Regions from separate parts of the Homo sapiens genome. Here region 1 is linked to region 2. A link is a contact called in ENCODE Hi-C or POLR2A ChIA-PET data. All regions are on one chromosome and are shown on one strand. The core of a region is the stretch at or near the end of the contact, and the rest is flanking DNA. Distances in the headings are between cores, read along the strand shown. Region 1 overlaps STX8 (syntaxin 8). Region 2 overlaps STX8 (syntaxin 8).

What was found. Hi-C counts contacts between places; a loop is a spot of excess contacts on that map. ChIA-PET counts read pairs that join two places held with the same protein, here RNA polymerase II (POLR2A). Pooled maps may share reads with other maps.
Region 1: a pooled map shows a loop between it and region 2 (2.0-fold over the local background). The contact joins two enhancer-like sites. A Hi-C loop is called at or near these places in 1 of 168 maps with a recorded cell type or tissue (psoas muscle), 1 of 37 single-sample maps with no recorded cell type and 6 of 50 pooled maps. POLR2A ChIA-PET finds 5 or more read pairs at or near these places in 3 of 52 experiments (AG04450, HEK293T and WTC11).

What each region holds. Positions count from the first base shown.
Region 1 is chr17:9,428,624-9,434,537 of GRCh38, reverse strand. All of the region lies in intron 6 of STX8 (syntaxin 8), which reads left to right. Among named protein-coding and RNA genes, the nearest start is that of STX8, 140 kb to the left of the region's middle. Within about 2 kb of position 2,742, at least 3 of the 41 ENCODE cell types and tissues checked have a DNase peak (open chromatin) inside an H3K27ac peak, as active enhancers do.
Region 2 is chr17:9,354,820-9,360,572 of GRCh38, reverse strand. All of the region lies in intron 7 of STX8 (syntaxin 8), which reads left to right. Among named protein-coding and RNA genes, the nearest start is that of STX8, 220 kb to the left of the region's middle. Within about 2 kb of position 3,997, at least 3 of the 41 ENCODE cell types and tissues checked have a DNase peak (open chromatin) inside an H3K27ac peak, as active enhancers do.

The DNA.
Region 1 (5,914 bases), core at 1,493-3,992, 75 kb before region 2:
TCTGCTGCCTTAATTTGCTTTGATCCCAGACCCTGTCTTCTCTGCCTTGGAACTATGGCTATACCTAGCTGGGTTTCCTGCCACAAGTCCTTTAGTGTTCCACTCTGTCTTCCCCTCTGCTAACGCAATTAGTTTCTTAAAAACAAATCTGATTGTGTTGTTTTCATGCTAAAATCCTCTAGTGGCTTCTTGTCACATTGAGGATGAAATAGCAACTTTAAGATCCTGACATACTGGCTGGGCGCAGTGGCTCACGCCTGTAATCCCAGCACTTTGGGAGGCTGAGGCCGGCGGATCACGAGGTCCAGAGATCGAGACCCTCCTGGCTAATATGGTGAAACCCTGTCTGTACTAAAAATACAAAAAATTAGCCGGGCATGGTAGCACCTGTCTGTAATCCCAGCTACTCAGGAGGCTGAGGCAGGAGAATTGCTTGAACCTGGGAGGCGGAGGTTGCAGTGAGCCGAGATTGCGCCAGTGCACTCCAGCCTAGGCGATAGAGTGAGCCTCCGTCTCAAAAAAAAAAGATCCTGACATACTAAAGCCCGTTTTACCCCCTAGGCAGCATCATCTCTTCTGTAGCTGCACTGACTACAGCAATCCATCTCACCACTCCTTACCTTCTTCTGTGCTGTTCTCCTTGCTTATGATGCTCAAGAAGAGCATCTTTCTTACCTAAAAGACACACACAACCGTAGTTCAAATATCATCTTCCCCATTAAACTCTTCCTCACTTTCCTAGGAAGAGTTGGCCCATTTCTCTGGGTCCTCACAATACTCTGTGGAGCAGCTAGAGTTTTCACTCTTTTGGATTCCCACCCTCCCTTCCCCCGTTTTAATATCTGTGACCCCCTGAAGTACTCTGTGTATTCCTTAAGAGAAGGGGCCACATTTTTTCCCATTCTTTTTTCCCCCACATACAAAAAATGGTAATATTTAATGCCTACAACATGATGAGTTTGGAGATAGGTGTACATCCATGAAACCATCATCACAATCTATGGAGGAGGAACTTCTTATCTCCAGTAGGGCCAATAGGTAGTTTTTGACTGAATGAAAGAATGAATGGATGCTTTTCATGAGTGATATTGTGGGCCGAAGAGATTGAGAAAAGCTTATAGTGATGAAGGATCTTTGATTTCATCCCAAACCACTAATTGAGCATCTGTGCAATGCAAGTGCTCACGACAAAGCTATGAAGTGGAAATTACTATTTCCGTTTTGCTGATTTTGAAACTAAAGACTTGGGTTATTTGGTTAAGACCGTCTAGCTCATCATAAGTGAAGGAGACGTGATTTGAACCCACACTGGCCTGGGGTCCAGGCGTATGCCTTGTCTTCCACATCAAAACGCTAGTGTCAAAGAATAAATCTTAGGAGTGCATTATGACGATGGTGATTTTGAGATTATAAAGCATTTGGGAGCTCACAAAGGAAGCCTGTGGTTTTGTAGAGGACTAGAACTATTTTCACAACTGGTTTCCCTGACTGCATCCATATCTGTGTGGCCTTAATATTGTTTGACTCACAAAGGAAACTTGTTGATCCAGAGTGAACCAGTTCAACTTTCTTCTCCTCAATCTCAAGAGTATTCCATGGAGGAAAATGTTCTAAACTGCACCTGAGCTATAAACAATTTACTCTGAAGGTAACAGTGTTAGTATTCCAGTACGTAAACCTTTAGCTAATAACAATCAAAGTAGCCTAATTTGGAAAGTACACAGAAGGTTAGAGGGAAAGCTTGTAAATGTTTTCAAAGACTCTGTATTTAATTCTATCACCAGCTAGCAAAATAAATAGGCCAGCTGCTAGCTCTGAAACAGACACGTGGTGGAAATGAAATGTTAATAGTTGAAATGCCTTGCTCATTCGAAACCAAAAGGAACATGAAGTACACTTTCTAGTTTATGAGAGACAAGGTGAAAGTTCCCAAAACACATTTGTGGTGACTGCATTTAAAATTGCTTCCTCATCTTTTATTTTAGTGGCTAATACTTTAGTGTGGCCTATGTGTGACTAGAGGGCATTTTTTTTTTCTTCCGATTTAGATGGAAGGTTTGGAAATAAATGGAGAGTGGAAATCGGGAGATGTTAAATTCTACTTTTCCATGTGTCTAAGTTGTTTGCTCTAGTTTGTAAGCTGCAGGCCAGACTTTTCTGAGGAATGGGAGGTTACTTTCAATAATGTGCTAAGATTGACCTGAGATATTTAGCCAGCACATCTGCTTGCAAGCTCTGGCCGTATGTGAGGAGCTTATACTGGAATTAATTAACTCTGTTTGGTATTCTGAAATGTTTGCTCCACATCTTGTTTTACCATCACAAAACTTACAAAATCAATTGGAACTTTTTTATTTTTACTTAAGAACTTAAAAAAAAAAGCCAGGTGAAAAAGAGAATCTGAAAAGCAGTTGTTTTCCTGCTTGAAGCAAACTTTCAAGAACGAGCATTAGAATCAGAATTTATTTTTTCAAATACTTCTTTTTAACTTAAAATGATGGTGAAGTGTAACTCTTTCATCCATTACATTAATGCCATTTTTGAAATGTTTGATTTTATTAGAAAACAAGGAGATTGAAGTGAGAGGGGTATCCTGTATGCTGAGATAGTCACAGCATTACAAAATGTTTTATGAACCAAAATGTTGTCCTAGGAACACTCTGACTTCAGAAAGGAAAAGGAAGGGAGGTTTCTGGGAAAGCTCTGCAAGCATAGCCTTGACCTGTATTTGGAGACAGTACAGCACTCGTGGTCTTAACACCATGATGTTAATGTCAGAACGTTTGGCACTATGTTGTTGCTAACCTGCTGTTCTTAAACAAGTGAGCCTTACCTTGTTACTTTTCTCAGTTAGTAAAATTGGGAAGAGGACTACCTTCTAGAATTCAGCCACAGCACCAGTGTCATGACTGTGTTCTCTCTTCCTTTAAACCTGCTGCCCTTGGCCAGCCGCGGTGGCTCACGCCTGTAATCCCAGCACTTTCAGAGGCCGAGGCAGGTGGATCACAAGGTCAAGAGATCGAGACCATCCTGGCCAACATGGTGAAACCCCATCTCTACTAAAAAACAAAAAAACAAAAAAAACAAAACAACAACAACAACAACAACAAAAACCCTGCTACCCAATGAGATGCTCAGCAACTCATAATTTATTAAAAAATGAGCCAAAGGCCAGGCGCAGTGGCTCACACCTGTAATCCCAGCACTTTGGGAGGCCGAGGCAGGTGGATCACGAGGTCAGGAGATCGAGACCATCCTGGCCAACATGGTGATACCCCATCTCTACTAAAAAAAAAAACAGAAAAATAAAACAACAACAACAAAAATGCTACTACCCAATGAGATGCTCAGCAACTCATGGTTTATTAAAAAACAAGCCAAAGGCTGGGCGCAGTGGCTTACACCTGTAATCCCAGCACTTTGGGAGACCAAGGCAGGTGGATCACGAGGTCAGGAGATGGAGACCATCCTGGCCAACATGGTGAAACCCCATCTCTACTAAAAAAAAACCAAAACAACAACAACAAAAAAACCCCTGCTACCCAATGAGATGCTCAGCAACTCATGATTTATTAAAAAACAAGCCAAAGGCCGGGGGCAGTGGCTCACGCCTGTAATCCCAGCACTTTGGGAGGCCGAGGCGGGTGGATCACGAGGTCAGGAGATTGAGACCATCCTGGCTAACATGGTGAAATCCCGTCTCTACTAAAAATACAAAAAATTAGCCAGGCATGGTGGCGGTCGCCTGTAGTCCCAGCTACTTGGGAGGTTGAGGCAGGAGAATCACTTGAGCCTGGGAGGCAGAGGTTGCAGTGAGCCAAGATCACGCCACTGCACTCCATCCTGGGCAACAGAGCGAGACTCTGTCTCAAAAAAAAAAAAAAAAAAGCCAAAACCACTGAGCCCAACTGTCCGTCAACAGATGAATGTGTAAACAAGTTGTAGTATGTACTTAAAATGGTCTATTATTCAGCCATAAAAAGAATGAAGTTTTGATATATGCGATTACATATATGAACCTGGAAGACATTCAGTGAAATAAGCCAGATACAAAAAGACAAATATTGTATGATTTCACTTATATGGAATATCTAGGATAGGCAAATTCACAGAGAAAGAAAGTAGATTAGAGGTTACCGAGGCTAGGGGCAGGGGGAAATGGGGAATTATTACATAATGGTTAGAGTTGCTGTTTGAGATAATTTTAAAGTTTTGGAAATAGATAAGTGGTGGTGGTTATACCACACTGTTAGTGTAATTAATGCCACAGAATTATATACTTTAAAATGGCAAATTGTTTTATATATAATATATATTTTATTTATATATAAATTATATATAATTTATATTTTATTTATATATAAATTATATATATTTTATATTTTATATATAAATTATATATATTTTATATTTATATTTATTTATATATAAAATATATATATTATATAGAATATATATATTATATAGAATATATATATTATATAGAATATATATATTCTATAGAATATATTATATATAATATATAATATATAATATATATATTATATATAATATATTCTATATAATATATAATATATATATTATATATAATATATTCTATATAATATATATTATATATATTATATATAATATATAATATATTATATATAATATATTCTATATAATATATAATATATATAATATATATTATATATTATATATAATATATATAATATATAATATATAAAATATATATGTTATATATAATATATAAAATATATATGTTATATATAATATATAAAATATAATATATATAATATATAATATAATATAAAATATATAATATATATTTTTTTGAGATGGAGTCTTGCACTGTCGCCCAGGCTGGAGTGCAGTGACGCGATCTCAGCTCACTGCAAGCTCCGCCTCCTGGGTTCACGCCATTCTCCTGCCTCAGCCTCCCGAGTAGCTGGGACTACAGGTGCCCGCCACCACGCCCGGCTAATTTTTTGTACCTTTAGTAGAGATGGGGTTTCACCGTGTTAGCCAGGATGGTCTTGATCTCCTGACCTCATGATCCGCCTGCCTAGGCCTCCCAAAGTGCTGGGATTACAGGTGTGTGAGCCACCGTGCCTGGCCTATTTACATATATTTATATATTTATAATATATAAATATATGTTATATATAAATATTTATTATATATTATATATAAATATATGTATATAAAATATATAATAAAAATATATAAATAATGTATTTATATATTTTATATATAATATATAAAACAAAATGTGCCATTTTGCCATTTTAGATATATATATCTCAAAACAATTTTAAAAAATTAATAGTATAACATTCCAAAAACTATGTAATTATACAGTTTAAATGGGTAAATTTGTGGCAGGTGAATTATGTCTCAATAAAACTGTTTTAAAAACCCCACTGAGTATATAGTAAGGGATTGGGATGTTCTGGTTAACTGAATCTTCTGGGTAATTAAGGATTAATATGTTTGCACTGAAACTGACCAAGTCAAAGGTACCCTTTCATGAAATATGGGGCTATGAACTTGAAAAACATGTTTTGTGCCTCATTGGTTGCATTTTCTTTCAATTATGTGTCTCTAGAAATATGACACTTTGCTATCAACAGAGCCTCTGAATAGACCGGTGTTGTCCACTATAGTAGCCACAGGCCACTTGTAGCTATTGAGCTCTTATAATGTGGCTAGTCTGAATTAAGATGTACTGTAAGTACAAGGTAACACTGAACTTGGAAGATATGGTGCCAGAAAAAAAGATTCAAAATATCTTGCCAATAATTTCTATATTGATTACATACTGAAATGGTAATATTTGGCTATATTGGGTTAAATAAAATATGCCATTGTTCCTTTTTACTTTTTCATAATTACAGACATGGTTCACATTACA
Region 2 (5,753 bases), core at 2,748-5,247:
GAAAACAGAAAAGGGTTCTTTTGAAAGTGAGTAAATATAGTAGAGATGGTAGCTCAACACTGTAATCCCAGCACTTTGGGAGGCCGAGGCAGGCAGATCACCTGAGGTCAGGAGTTCGAGACCAGCCTGGCCAACATGGTGAAACCTCATCTCTACTAAAAATAACAAAAATGAGCTGGGCGTGGTGGTGCACGACTGTAATCCCAGCTACTCGGGAGGCTGAGGCAGGAGAATCGCTTGAACCCGGGAGGCAGAGGTTGCAGTGAGCTGCGATGGCACCACTGCACTCCAGCCTGGGCTACAAGAGTGAGACTCTGACTCAAAAAAAAAAAAAAAAAAAAAAAAGACGGTTAATTTTACATTATATGTATTTTGCCCACAATAGAAAGTTTTTAATTTAAAAAATGAAGAAATACTTGGTGTTCCCCCTTTCCATTAAATTATGGCAAGGTTAAAATAGTGTAATTTCAAAATTCCTTGGCATCTTCAAAATATTGTGCCATCCTGTTCCGTATGTCAGGCTCAGGAAACAATACCTCAAAAAATGGCCCTTTGACACGCGGAACTAAAGACACCTCAGGGGCTCTTTAACCTTCTCCCCACTCCTGTCCCTCAATCCTCTGTCCCTCCCAAAGCACAGAATGAGGCTCTTCTCTGAAGCTCCCTTATCTGCCTGGAAACAGGACCCACCAAAGAGAAATAAAATCACCTTTGATCCCTTCCCTGAAATTTCATTAACCAGAGAAAATTAAAACTCCTATCACAGTCCAGGCACGGTGGCTCACACCTGTAATCCCAGCACTTCGGGAGGCCAAGGCGGGCGGATCACGAGCTCAGGAGATCGAGACCATCCTGGCTAACACGGTGAAACCCTGTCTCTACTAAAAATACAAAAATATTAGCCGGGCATGGTGGTCGGCGCTTGTAGTCCCAGCTATTTGGGAGGCTGAGGCGGGAGAATGGCATGAACGTGGGAGGCGGAGCTTGCAGTGAGCCGAGATTGCACCACTGCACTCCAGCCTGGGCGACAGAGCAAGACTCTGTCCCAAAAAAAAAAAAAAAAAAAAAATATGTCTCAGCATTGTGGAATACCAGGAAAACTCTTAAGTTTGTGGGTGATGGGAGTTCAGAGGAGCCCTTCAAGGGATTTCTCTTTGGGGATTTCAGGCTCTCTATTCAACCTTTCTTCCCAGGGCCAGTGTGTTTATCTTGAAGGTGATAACTTCCACAGAGAGTAATACCTCTTTTCCTGCGTATTAACGCCCAAAGTCAGGCTCAAGAGCCTTAGTTCCACCTGAGGTCAGGAGTTCAATACCAGCCTGGCCAACATGTTGAAACCCCATCTCTACTAAAATTACAAAAATTAGCCAGGCGTGGTGGCAGGCGCCTGTAATCCCAGCTATTTGGGAGGCTGAGGCAGAAGGATCTCTTGAACCCGGGAGATGGAGGTTGCAGTGAGCCAAGATTGCGCCATTGCACTCCAGCCTGGGCAACAAGAGCAAAACTCCATCTCAAAAAAAAAAAGAAAAAAAAAAGCCTTAGTTCCACTGAGAGGATGCTGGATATAATCCCACCCAGGTTTCCCTGTAGCACTGGTGACCCCCAAGGGGCTGGGGACTATTACATGTAAGCCAATCAAATACAGCCATAATGTTCCCATCCTTAAATCACATCTCCTGCCCTGGGGTATTGGGTGCTCCCGGAGTTTCCTGTACTCATCCTCACTTCTCTCTTTGTAATCTTTTCCCCCTACTCTCTCCTTTCCTGTTTTCTCTCAGTTCCAGTCTTCCTCCCTTAATTACTGTCCTCTCTATTTATCATCTTGGTCAAGAATATGCCTTTTAAAGGCCTCATGCCCAAGCTGCATCCCACCCTTCAGCCAGCATTCCTAGCACCCTGCCATCCTCCGGTTTCTTTTGTGTGGCCTCACCAGCCGCTTTCTCTCCTCAATGTGTCACCGAACATGGGGCCATCTGGAAGTGTGTTTAGAAGATAACGGAGCACAGGAATAGTCCCAAGAAGTGCATTTAAAAACTGTTACTGTGTAATAACTTTATGATACATTCTGCCGCATCCTCTTAAAAATACCTTTTGTATCTGTTTTCTTGTCATTTCCATTATGCCTTTTAAAGTGGGTTGAAGACCGTGAATGAACAACTGAGTGGTGTACCATGGCTGCCCTTTTGCAAAATTGAAGACCTTTTTTTCCCTTCTGTTTAGAGACAGGGTCTCGCTCAGTTGCCCAGGCTGGAGTGCAGTGGCATGGTCATACCTCTGTGCTAAGCTATCAGGAGGATCACTTGAGCCCTGGAGTTCGTCCCCTGTAGCTGAAACTACAGGTGTGCACCACCATGCCCAGCTAATTTTTTTGTTTGTTTTTTTGGTAGAGATGAAGTCTCGCTTTCTTACCTAGGCTTGTCTTGAACTCCTGGTTTCAAACGATCTACCTTGGCCTCCTGAAGTGCTGGGATTTACAGGTGTGAGCCACTGCACCTAAAAATTGAAGACTGAAGCAGCCTTCTCCCAACTTGGTTTCAGCTCCTTATTAAAAGATGTTTTTGTGTTCGGTCATCTTAGCAGCATGCAAACCAGTTTTCTTATTTTTGTAGCAGTCAAACTTTACAGAGAGGGCTGTTGTGCACTTAGCTACTTATTCTGGAAACTAATGGAAATCCTCTTGAATTTGGGACTTCACATTAGAGAAACTGTCATCTTCTAGAGATGTATGACTTTGTCAATAAAACAATTGAAATCAGTTTGTACTTTTGCAATCATAACCATAGATGAGGCATTGCGCCCTTCACTCTTTCTGAAAATTAAGACTTCTGGAGTATTTAAAAATTTTAATTTTTTATATTTTATTTTATTTTATTTTTTTGAGACAGAGTCTCACTCTGTTGTCCAGCTGGAATGAAATGACATGATCACAGCTCCCTGCAGCCTCAACCTCCTGGGCACAAGAGATCCTCTGGCTTCAGCCCCCTAAGTAGCTGGGACTACAGGTGCACACCACCATACTCAGCTACTTTTTGTATTTTTTGTAGAGATGGAGTTTTCTACAAAACCACAGGCTAGGCTGTTCTCAAACTCCTGAGCTCAGGTGATCCACCTTGCCTTGGCCTCCCAAAGTGCTGGGATTACAGGCGTGAGCCACCGTGCCTGGCCAGTCTTTTTTTCTTCTTATTTTTTAAATCCCTCAGAGAGGTTCCGTCAGTTGGGAGCCAATCAGGAAAAAGAATAACCATACTAGGTATTTCACTCAGAGGAGACAGAATGCAAACAACTTGTTAGAATACTGTTAGAAGGGCCGGGCGCAGTGGCTCACGCCTATAATCCCAACATTTGGGGAGGCCAAGGCAGGCAGATCACCTGAGATCAGGAGTTTGAGACCGCCAGCCTGGCCAACATGGCGAAACCCCGTCTCTAAAAATACAAAAATTAGCCAGGCATGGTGGCACATGCCTGTAATCCCAGCTACTCAGGAGGCTGAGGCAGGAGAATTGCTTGAACCTGGGAGGCGGAGGTTGCAGTGAGTTGAGATCATGCCACTGCACTTCAGCCGGGGTGACAGAGCAAGACTTTGCCTAAAAAAAAAAAAAAAAAAAAAAAAAACTGTTAAAAGGATGGAGAGAATGAAAAGGGGAAGGTGCAGTAATCCAGAAATTAGTCCTTGTGTGAAGCAGCTGCCACCCTTAAGCCTAGGAGAGCAAAGATGCAAATGCGCTGCTGCACACCACAGTACTCCTGGGATTGCCGCTCAGCCAGTGCTAGAGATGCCTAGGACCTGGCCCCTGGGCTGCAGCAGAAGCAGGCCTGCCTTGCTCGTTCTGGGACTGCCAAAGAGAGGCTGCCACTGCCATGGGGAACACTGTTAGAATACAGACACTTGCAGAGATGCTGCCAGAAGCAGATGGGGAAAGAGAGGAAGAGGAACAGCCTCACCCCTCTTCTTGCTTTCTGAACTCCTGACAGTGCCTTATTTTGGCAGAACATAACAGGAAGCCAGCTGGCAGGGGAGCCTGGGAAGGGTAGTTCACAGACTCCAAGCCCCAGCATGACTGAGCAGAGAAGGGCAGGTGTGGAGCTGGCAGACACCAGGTCATACCTGGCATATAGGCAGCTTACATGGGCACCACTGAGATGTGCAACATATATTCTCCTGACAATCATCTGACATGTTTTTCCAGCCTTCGATGTTTCTTTCAGAATTATTGGGTTCTTCGTGGACCTGTTGAACTGAAAAAGGTTTTTATGTATTCTCATGGACCATTTGGTTAGAGCTATTCTTAAAGTCATGCCAAACAGTGAATTTCTGCAAACCCCAAAATGCAGACATTGTTTTAATAGAAGAAACAGTATTGTCACACTGAGCTACTGGAAGGAACGATGCTATTTCTACTGCTTGACAAATGGACCTACCACCTACATATTAAGTAATTTTAGATGTGAACAAATGTAGAACAACTGAACTTAATGTCTTCTAGTTAAGTTGGCTTACATCCCTCAGCTACTTCCTTTCTTTCTCTCTGTAAAAGAAGGAACTGAGAGGTGGTCTGTGAAAAAAAGCAATGAATGGGAAGGATCAGTGGTCACTCCTGGCAGTTTCAAAGTTGAAGAGATGGGCTGGGCCTGGTGGCTTTTGCCTGTAATCCCAGCACTTTGGAGGGCTGAAGTGAGCGGATTGCTAGACCCCAGGAGTTCAAGACCAGCCTAGTCAAAATAGCGAGACCCTGTCTCTACAAAAGTTTTTAAAAATTAGCTAGGTGGCCGGGTGCAGTGGCTCACGCCTGTAATCCCAGCACTTTGGGAGGCTGAGGCGGGCAGATCACGAGGTCAGAAGTTCGAGACCAGCCTGACCAACATGGTGAAATCCCATCTCTACTAAAAATACAAAAATTAGCCAGGAGTGGTGGAGCGCGCCTGTAATCCCAGCTACTCGGGAGGCGAGAGGCTGAGGCAGGAGAATCGCTTGAACTCGGGAGGCGGAGGTTGCAGTGAGCCGAGATTGCGCCATTGCACTCCAGCCTGGGCGACAGAATGAGACTCCGTCTCAAAAAAAAAAAAAAAAAAAATTGCTAGGTGTGGTGGTGCATGCCTGTAGTCCCAGCTATTCAGGAGACAGGCGAGAGGAGATTGCTTGAGCCCAGGAGGTCAAGGCTGCAGTGAGCTGTGATTGTGCCACTGCATTCCAGCCTGGGTGACAGGGTGAGACCATGTCTCAAAAAAAAAAAAAAAAAAAAGTTCCACAAAGTAGAACCAAAAGACACAGGAAGATATCAAAATTAGAGGATCCATCCAAGATCGAAAGAGTAGGAATGCCACAATGAGAAAACAACAGTCAACAAATTACCAAAGGAAATAATGCCAGAAATTTCCCAAGAACTGACAGACAGGAGTAACCATATTTATTGAAAGAGTCCATTATCAATATCCAGCTTAAGAAATGAAATAAAAAAAGACCCATGTCAAATCACAACATAATGAAATTTCAGAGCACCCAGTTAAAGAGAAGTTTCTGCCTCCCTAGGGGTGGGAGGTAGGGGACAACAGATTACTTTCAAAGGATCTGAACTTAGAATGGCATCCAATATCTCAGCAAAAACAGGGGTGGTAGTATTGCAGGAAGCTACTGACAAATATTAACCCTAGAAAGAAGATCTGGGAGGACAGAAACAAGGGAGAGAAGTAAAGACAACTCCCAGGATGACAGCAGTGGAAGGCTGCACAACAGACCAAGAGAACAGCTGTTCTAG